2 separate regions of the Mus musculus genome follow, and region 1 is linked to region 2. A link is a loop called in an ENCODE intact Hi-C map of the cell type or tissue named here. Cell type or tissue: left cerebral cortex. All regions are shown on one strand. Region 1 holds the start of Gm46287 (a long non-coding RNA gene). Region 2 overlaps Zzef1 (zinc finger, ZZ-type with EF hand domain 1).

Region 1 (5,000 bases), 160 kb after region 2:
GTCCTATCATCTCCCCACTCAGTCAGTCCTATCATCTCCCCACTCAGTCAGTCCCATCATCTCCCCACTCAGTCAGTCCTATCATCTCCCCACTCAGTCAGTCCTATCACCTCCCCACTCAGTCAGTCCCATCACCTCCCCACTCAGTCAGTCCTATCACCTCCCCACTCAGTCAGTCCAATCATCTCCCCACTCAGTCAGTCCAATCATCTCCCCACTCAGTCAGTCCTATCACCTCCCCACTCAGTCAGTCCTATCACCTCCCCACTCAGTCAGTCCTATCACCTCCCCACTCAGTCAGTCCTATCACCTCCCTCTCAGTCAGTCCTATCACCTCCCCACTCAGTCAGTCCTATCATCTCCCCACTCAGTCAGTCCTATCATCTCCCCACTCAGTCAGTCCAATCATCTCCCCACTCAGTCAGTCCTATCATCTCCCCACTCAGTCAGTCCTATCATCTTCCCACTCAGTCAGTCCAATCATCTCCCTACTCAGTCAGTCCTATCACCTCCCCACTCAGTCAGTCCTATCACCTCCCTCTCAGTCAGTCCTATCATCTCCCCACTCAGTCAGTCCTATCATCTCCCCACTCAGTCAGTCCTATCACCTCCCCACTCAGTCCTATCATCTCCCCACTCAGCAGTCCTATCACCTCCCCACTCAGTCAGTCCTATCACCTCCCCACTCAGTCAGTCCCATCACCTCCACACTCAGTCAGTCTCATCATCTCCCCACTCAGTCAGTCCTATCACCTCCCCACTCAGTCCTATCATCTCCCCACTCAGTCAGTACCATCACCTCCCCACTCAGTCAGTCCTATCACCTCCCCACTCAGTCAGTCCTATCACCTCCCCACTCAGTCAGTCCAATCATCTCCCCACTCAGTCAGTCCAATCATCTCCCCACTCAGTCAGTCCTATCACCTCCCCACTCAGTCAGTCCTATCACCTCCCCACTCAGTCAGTCCTATCACCTCCCTCTCAGTCAGTCCTATCACCTCCCCACTCAGTCAGTCCCATCATCTCCCCACTCAGTCAGTCCTATCACCTCCCTCTCAGTCAGTCCTATCATCTCCCCACTCAGTCAGTCCTATCATCTCCCCACTCAGTCAGTCCTATCATCTCCCCACTCAGTCAGTCCAATCATCTCCCCACTCAGTCAGTCCTATCATCTCCCCACTCAGTCAGTCCTATCATCTCCCCACTCAGTCAGTCCAATCATCTCCCCACTCAGTCAGTCCTATCACCTCCCCACTCAGTCAGTCCTATCACCTCCCTCTCAGTCAGTCCTATCATCTCCCCACTCAGTCAGTCCTATCATCTCCCCACTCAGTCAGTCCTATCACCTCCCCACTCAGTCCTATCATCTCCCCACTCAGTCAGTCCTATCACCTCCCCACTCAGTCAGTCCTATCACCTCCCCACTCAGTCAGTCCCATCACCTCTACACTCAGTCAGTCCCATCATCTCCCCACTCAGTCAGTCCTATCACCTCCCCACTCAGTCCTATCATCTCCCCACTCAGTCAGTCCTATCACCTCCCCAGTCAGTCAGTCCTATCACCTCCCCACTCAGTCAGTCCTATCATCTCCCCACTCAGTCAGTCCTATCATCTCCCCACTCAGGCAGTCCTATCACCTCCCCACTCAGTCAGTCCTATCACCTCCCCACTCAGTCAGTCCTATCACCTCCCCACTCAGTCAGTCCTATCATCTCCCCACTCAGTCAGTCCTATCATCTCCCCACTCAGTCAGTCCTATCACCTCCCCACTCAGTCAGTCCTATCATCTCCCCACTCAGTCAGTCCTATCACCTCCCCACTCAGTCAGTCCTATCATCTCCCCACTCAGTCAGTCCTATCATCTCCCCACTCAGTCAGTCCTATCATCTCCCCACTCAGTCAGTCCCATCATCTCCCCACTCAGTAAGTCCAATCATCTCCCCACTCAGTCAGTCCTATCATCTCCCCACTCAGTCAGTCCCATCATCTCCCCACTCAGTCAGTCCTATCATCTCCCCACTCAGTCAGTCCTATCATCTCCCCACTCAGTCAGTCCCATCATCTCCCCACTCAGTCAGTCCTATCATCTCCCCACTCAGTCAGTCCTATCATCTCCCCACTCAGTCAGTCCTATCACCTCCCCACTCAGTCAGTCCTATCACCTCCCCACTCAGTCCTATCATCTCCCCACTCAGTCAGTCCTATCACCTCCCCACTCTTCTGCCCAGAAGGCCCTGGCTCTGAAGGGTTCATGGCTCACTGTGGACAAGTATGGAAGTGATGACATCAGTTGAAGTCCCTACTCCTTGGCACATGACAGTGCAGTCTTACCAGTGATGTTTTCGAGTTGTGACTCCAAACTTGGCAGTACATTCATAGCAGTTGGAGCCGTCACACCATGGAGGCTCTTTGGAGAGCATATCTGTAACATACCGAAGACTACTTGTTAAACTGATATGTTGATTAGACCAGACTCCAGGAGTAGGACATAGAGCAGTGGGCTGCATTAGATTTTGGGAAGAGTGTGACATTCCAACTCTTCTAGCTTCACAGAGGAGCCTGGAGAATAAGCACTTGCCAGGCAGGTTAGAACGAAAGGAAACCCAGCTGGAGGTGCGACTCAGCACCGAGTAAAGGGCAATGTACAGTGAGGACAGCAGAGACCACACCACAGAAAACTTGGCAAGGCTGAAGGGCTGGCAGCACAGTAGAGAGAGCCAAAACAAAGGAAATGAGGAGGAAGAATCTCTGGATTTGGGGGTTGTTTGAACAGACGTGTGGGATGTGTGAACAACAAAGAGACACAGGGATTCACAGATTTCTGGAGTGACTCAGTCTGGTGGGTCCAACAGAGAGATGGCCTGAAGAACTAATGCAGAGAAGCTGCAGCAGCACTTCCTAAGTAGCTAACCTGTCCAGGTAGAGTGCTGCTGCTCTGGACAGGGAGAAGTGGCAAGTGGGTTAGTCACACGGAAGCAGCACTGCTACAGGCTGCTGAGTGCTGGAAAGACCGACCAAGTGTATAGCATAGGAAAAATTAAGACTACATATCAACAGTACAAAGCTTTCCAAAAAAATGTTTACACACACACACACACACACACACGCACACACACCCCTATATTTATTATTAGCAGGGCTAGAGAGATGACTCAGTGGTTAAGGACTTCAATCTCAAGGACTATCCCTCTGGTCTCTAAGGGTACCTGCATGAAAGAGATGCATATAAAGTCACACAAGTACACAAGTTTATATAAATTTAGAAATCCTTTAAAAATAAATGTATTTTTTTCCTCCAAAAACCCTTTCCCTTCATTTTATTTGTATATTTATGAGCATTCTATCTGCACGTACGTCTCTGTACCATGTACGTACATAAAGGATGGCAGAAGAGGAGTGTCAGATCCTTTGACACCGGAATTATAAATGGCTGTGAGCTACCATGACTATGTGGGAAAGGGAAGCTCAAAGGGATCCTCAAGGAGCAGGCAGCTCTAAGTCATCTCTCTAGCCCTGTTTAACAAAATCCTTAAGAATAAAGCAGCGTGAGTGTGCCATGGTGTGTGTGGCAAACAGAGGACAGTCTGTGGAGTCACTTCTCTCCTCCCTTTATGTGGCTTCTGGGCAGAGTCAGGTCACCAGGCTTGTGCAGTAAGCACTTCACTGGCTGAGCCATCTTGCTGGCCCTCTAAACAAGTTTAGACACTTGACAAACTGTATTTCTGGGATATGGTATGAGGATCTGATGTGCCAATATCTTTAAAACCTTAGCATTCTTTGTGTCATACGTGAATTCCTTTTTCCAATTTGCTGGTCCACATCCACAGGGGAGGTGAGACAGGAAGTGCTTGACAGTTTTTCCACATAGCCACTGGGTGGGTGCTGGGCTTCAGGGGAGCACTGAGACACCACTCCAGGAGTGGGAAATGGAGTCAGAGGTGGTGGAGAAGCTGGAGCTGGTTCAGGGGTCCCCAGGCCTGTGATGAGGGCAGGGCTGTGGGGTTCTCTGACTCTTGGACATCCAGGTGCCACTGGGAGTTGTGGAAGAGCAGAGAACAGAGTCTGGTCTCAACCTGCCCTACCCACCAAGCTTTCTGGCATGGTTTTATATCCCACACTAGTTCTTCATAAAATGGCTATCAGGATAGTAGCACTAACATGCTGTAGAACACCAGAACTTATTCTGTAAAGCATCCAATGTGCTCTGTCCATCTCCTTCCTTCTTAGTGCTCACTATTTTCATTTTCTGTCATTGCCACCCCTAATTTGCTATATGGCTCAGATTGGCCTTGAATGTGTTTTAAAAATTGTTTATTAGTGGGGTGTGGGAGTGTTATGCAAGTACAGCTTGCCTTAGGAGGTTAAGAGCAACTGTATAGAGTCAGTTGCCTCCTTCACCTATGTAGTGCTTTGAATATTTATGGCCCCCACAGACTCATGTCTTTGGATGCCTAGGCAATAAGAAGTGGCACAATTAGGAGGTATGGCCTTGCTGGAGTAGGTATGTCACTGTTGGGGCAGGCTTTGAGGTCTCCTATGCTCAAGCTATGCCCAGTATGACAGTCTCCTGGTTGTATATGGATCAAGATGTAGAACTCTCAGCTCCATTTGCAACACCATATCTGCCTGCATGCTGCATATTTCCTGCCAAAATCATAACGGACTAAACCTCTGAAACTGTAAGCCAGCCCCACTTAAATGTTTCCTTTAGAAGAGTTTGATGTGGTCATGATGTCTCTTCACAGGAATAAAACCAAAACTAAAATAACCTTTACCTGGGTCCTGGGGTCAAACTCAGGTTTCCAGACTTGAGTATATGCACCTTTACCCACACGGCCATTTTGAAGGCCTGGGGCCTTCAATTTTTTTGTTCTTTTTCATAATTTAATCTGTATGAGTGGTTTGCCTGCATGTAGGTATATTACATGTGTACGTTGTCCATAGAGGCCAGAAGAGAGCCCAGGATTCCCACCTGGGACTAGACCCCAGGTCTCTTTAG
Region 2 (5,000 bases):
AACATTACATTATACCTGATTAAAATGCACAATAGTATGTTAACCTTAAAAATTAAATTTAAAATGTAAAAGGAATTTTAGTCAGCTGACTCTTCTCACTTCTGCTGTGAATTTCTGTCCTAATAACAGTGTCGCCACCATACTTTAGGGTGTCTCACCTGGTGTAGTGGCTGAGCAGCTGTGTTGACAGGACTCACAGTGGCTACGTGGGGATTTCCCAGACATGGCATCTGCCCAGTTGTCATGGATACAGGTTGCTCAGCAGTTCTGAGATAGCAGCCCATAAGGACATGAGTCTTCCAAGTAGCTTTTTAAACATGAAGGCAAATTGTGGTTGACAGCTTAGGGAAGCCTCCCATGAAGGGGCACAGAGAGAGGCTCTTCAGAGGGAGCAGGCACTGCCACCTTGAGAGCAAACATCCTGGAAGATTAGGAGAGGCGAGGAGAGACAGACAAACTGACTGTCCACCTTCAGGCCATAGAGTTTCTCTTTCCCCAGAGTCAGATGCAACCCTTAGCTTTCCCGGTTTTATAGGCTGGTGAATTCTCCTTTTCAATTTAATTAGTTTGGGGCCAGCAGCACAGCTTGGCAGGTAAAGGCCCTCACTGCCAAGCCTACTGACCTGAGTGTACTGCCCGGGACCCTGGTGAGAGAGAAGAGATTCTTTTAGGTTGCTCTGCGACCTCCACAGATTGTGTGGATTAGATGCATATGCATACAAACAAATTCAGTTTGGAGTTTAACTTAAATATGGAGAAAGCGCACTGAATTCTGGAACCGTGCCTTCAAAGTGAGTCTCAATTCCTTTTGAGCTGAGGGAAGGTACAATAGCCAAGAATCCCTAAGAAAGAATTTGCTAATGGCTGCCATTTGCTTGACTGGACCTTGTCAGTGGCCTTGTTACTGCAGGAAGTGTTTATACATTTTCTTCTCATACATTGCTGATATTTTAAAAATTATATCTCTATCTAGTATGTCTCTGTATGTGGGTGTTAGAAGACAACTTTTAAGACTCTATTCACTTCTTTCTGGGTTCAAATTCAGGTTATCAGGCTGGACTGCAAGCCTCTTCACCCACTGAGCCATCTCAGTGGCCCTTAAACTCTTGAAGGCTTGAGACACTTTAGTAGTGGATATATATATATATATATATATATACATATATATTCCTATTTAATAGGACTATGTCGATAGTTCTTCCTGGAACAGTTTTGTAAGTTTAAACTGTTGCCTAAATTTGGGTCAGAAAATTTATTTTCATCACTACTTCATAAATATTTTGCTGTTATTAATCATAATGTAAATATCTGCTATGCAGGATATCTGTTGTACGACCCCTGTGAAAGGATCATTTGACCTCCAAAGGGGTCGTGACAGGCTGAGAACACTGCCCTAGAGCCTCCTAGCAGGTATCAGTGGCTTGCTACCCTGACCTCAAGAGGAGATGGGAAAGGAAGCATCCATATGAGAGTACTAGGATGGCACCCAAGGAAGGCACCACCCGAGGATGGATCCCCTGGTTGACCACAATGAAGGGCAAGGCTCACAGTTCTGTCAACAAAGGTTGGGCCCTGAAGGGTCTTCTGGACTTCTTCCCATAAGCAGGCAGTGATGAGGTTCTGTAAATCCCATTTGTTTGGCCAGGCATACACTTCAAAATATATTTCATAAGAGAAACTGAAGGGCCAGACATGAGAGACATGGGCAAGGGACTGTGGGTTTGAGGCCAGCCTGGGGGATATGGCAAGGTCTTTCCACAGGGGAAAGGGGGCAGGGAAGGAAAGAGAAAAGGGAGAAATCCACACAGAGTTGTACTTTTTTATATAGAATTTTTACAATATATTTCTCTTCATTTGCATATCTTATCCACAACTTAAAACATTCCTTTTACAGGCTGAACTCACTCAGCTGATATAATCAAAATTCTTTCACTCAACCAAATAAGAAAAATTCAAAATCGTAAACCCGTAAGAAAACAAATTAAAAACGATGATGAAAATAAGTCACTCCTCTCATTAGAACAGTGTCTGTACAATATATCTGATTTGGAACAGAATTCTTTATAGATTAGGCACATGTTTCCACGACCCCTTATGCCTGCCAGTTTTGTCTCCGTCCAGGCAGTCTTGCCTCCTAAGAGTCAAGGGGATATTGGCCTTGATGGAAATCCTTTGGGACCTCCTGCCCCGGCTGGGGTCAGGAGACATTGGCCTGGCTCAGCAGTGCCACCCAGTGGCCTAGAGAAGCAGAGGCAGTGGGCTGCAGGTGGCCAGGTCAGGAGGGACCCTGTCCGGTCAGAGAGCAGCTGTGGTGTGTGAAGAAGGGCAAACTTAAGCTCATTCTATGCAAACTGAAGCACGTAGAGAAAACAGCAAGCAGTGAGTGGAGAGGAGCTATGGAGTCCAGCGTTTATTTACAGTTGCTCTTCCCGATGGGAGGGTGGGAGGAGAGCTGGGGCCACTGTCCCAAGGGAGGTCTCCAGCCTTGCCCTGCCCTGTCCACCTGCTCTCTCTGCTCAGTCTGAGGTGTGGAGGAGTGTGAGTGTGCCATCTCCTCCCCCATCTTCTAACTGCTGTGTGGTCTGAGCCACCGCGAGTGAAGCCTCTTCACCATGCACTTGTTCTGACTCTCATCCGAGACCTACTTGGAGGGAATGGCGTGCAACGGGAGACTTCTCTGGGGTTTAGGCCGCTTGCAAAGCGTAGGTGCTTTGGCAAAGAGCAAAAGGTGAGAAAGAGGTTCCTCTGGGCCAGCAGACACCATGTCCAATACCATGGGACCTGGACCAAGTTCCCTCTGATGTCAGGGTGGTGGACCATAGGTCACTCCATTTGTTTCTGCTTTTATAACCCATCCCCTCCCATTCTGTGGCCACTTTTCCTGTGTGCTGGGGTTCATCAGATAACCTAATTCTATGACTGGGCAGGAAGTGGTGCCAGAAGGCATAGCACCTTTGCACAAGATGCTCCCACACCTGCAGGTTCAGGTTCTGCCAATGCAGTCCTTTGCCAACTCCCAGAAGAGTCTTCAGAGGCCAAAGGGGCAAGCTTGGTCACAGCAAAAGCCAGCCAAATGTGGCCCTGGCTCTTAGGAGCCTTTTTTTTTTTTTTTTTTATTTGCATTCTGCCTGTGAGGTGGGATATGCCTCTGGCCAGATGCCTGCCCTTCAACAGCAGGTGCCTCAGGATTCTTCCTGAAAGTCCACGGCCTGCTGCTGACCCAGCATCCTACTCTGTGGCTCTGGGGAAAAAGGTCATCAGCACACAGGGCAATGCTAAAACCATAGAAGGAAATACGCAAAAGCTTCACTAAAACTAACGTAGTTATTGCTAGGCAGGGGATGGCCAAACAACCAGGCAGGAGGTTCAAGGTCGTAGGCTGCTGATCACCATGACCTTGGAGCAGAAGTATAATCAGGTGTGTCCTGACTCCTGAACAAAGGCTCCTCTGAGGGCACTGCCTGCACTGCAGGTGCTGGAGAGCCCCTCCATTTCTGTCACTTCCACACATGCCAGTTTGCCCCTAGGCATTCCCTAGGGGACCTCTCAGGGAGTCGATGTGGTTCTCTTCTAAAACCATGAGGGGAAATGAAAACTAAAACAATGAAGGAACAAAGATGTGTGCGGGGAGCTGCTGCACAGTGACAAGCAAAGCCTGCCAGCTGCTCCCAGGGACACCTGCTCTCACTGTGAGTTGGCCAGCTAAGCTGTGGCAAGAAGATTGCTTGGGAACTGGAGGTGGCTGGGAGGTGCTCATGTTGGTTATGGGCTGGTGTCCCAACTGGGCCACTGCTGCTGCAAGCTGCAAGTCTTACTGCAAAGGTAGCTCTGGGTGGATGGTGCCTTCTCCTGATGGCAAGCCTAGGCAGCTCCCACTCAGTGGAGACAGAATCCTTTCAGAGACGGCTTCCAGGTCTTCAGTGCTGTGACTCCCCTGGAGGAGACTGGCCTCTAGTCTCTATTCTCTGAATAACTTTCCCAAGGCCTCTTGATGCTCTTTCTGAGCCACTCTACACTGCTGTGCCTTTTTGGACATGTGGCGCCTGCAGTGGGCCTTTTTGATGAGGCGGCTGCTTGGCCAGATGGGAGCAGGGGGTGGGCTCAAAGAGAGCTGGGTGCAGAGGCTTCAGGGGTTTCCTGAGCAAGGTTGGAGGTCTGCTATAAACCCCTGTAGACAAATGATCAAGTCCATGCATATCACACTGAGGCTAACACTCAACATTCCAGAGGCGGGTGGCCTTGTTTGGGTAGTTGATGGCCAGGCTGATAGCAGCAATGTTCTGCAGAGCCTATGGAGGGAAAGAGCAGTTATCAATATCAAGAGCCACTGACTTCCTCATCCTTGAGTCTAAGTTCCTCAGCTGGAGGGTGATAAGGTGAGCCAGAGGTAGTCCCCCTTACCCAGTGGCTCACAAGTAGAATGAGAAAGAAAACAAAACCAAAGCCCACAGGAAAACCCTGGGTAAGTAATAAAACAACCATGGCCATGGTGTGGTAGCAGTCTAGTTGCTGAAGCAGGGGTCTGGGAAAGCCATAGAAAGGAACAGAAGGGGAGCACAAAGGTTCACACAAGAGGTGAACAGCTAGTGCTAGAGAAGTACCCATGGGGAGCTCAGAACACTGCGGGGAAAGCAGCTGTCCCAGAAGGACATGGCTAGAAGGCAGAACTTCAGGGAAGAGACTGGCAAGCTGTGGGGAGGGCCACAGGGGAAGGGGGATGAGATATGCATGGGCAAGCATGAGGGCCAGTCAAGCCCATGGAGAGAAAGCTGGTGCTCACCACACATCAAAATCTCTTATAGCACATCAAGAAAGCAAGGGCCGTAGTAGCCAGTGCAGCTGGCTGCTAAGAGACCTCAGCAGCCCCACCTGCTCTTTCCCCTGCTTTAGTAGGGGAGCCCCAGTTCCGAGCAAAACACTTCTAACCTTCCACATAGAGCCTTCCTTGAAGGATTAGGCTCTGGGAAGAGTCCCAGGTGGATGCCTAGCTGAGAAACGTT

What was found. Peaks named below come from ENCODE experiments on the same cell type or tissue, not always from the same donor. Only the 100,000 strongest peaks of a DNase experiment are listed, where the experiment ranks them.
Region 1: it touches region 2 in a loop (2.5-fold over the local background); 2 of 42 quality-filtered maps call a loop at or near these places.

What each region holds. Positions count from the first base shown.
Region 1 is chr11:72,762,200-72,767,199 of GRCm38, reverse strand. Ankfy1 (ankyrin repeat and FYVE domain containing 1) reads right to left here. Exons shown (of 25, transcript NM_009671.5): 24 at 2,333-2,423. It overlaps Gm46287 (a long non-coding RNA gene), which reads right to left and starts at 2,326. Exons shown (of 4, transcript XR_001780259.1): 1 at 2,210-2,326; 2 at 1,248-1,538; 3 at 335-608; 4 at 1-85. In left cerebral cortex, no CTCF peak of the experiment used is centred here; a DNase peak (open chromatin) is centred at 2,746.
Region 2 is chr11:72,923,926-72,928,925 of GRCm38, reverse strand. It overlaps Zzef1 (zinc finger, ZZ-type with EF hand domain 1), which reads right to left. Exons shown (of 55, transcript NM_001045536.2): 55 at 1,806-4,289. The coding sequence ends at 4,209. Among named protein-coding and RNA genes, the nearest start is that of Gm34704, 14 kb to the left of the region's middle. In left cerebral cortex, a CTCF peak has its summit at 2,236 (motif pointing left); DNase peaks (open chromatin) are centred at 256, 2,243 and 3,745.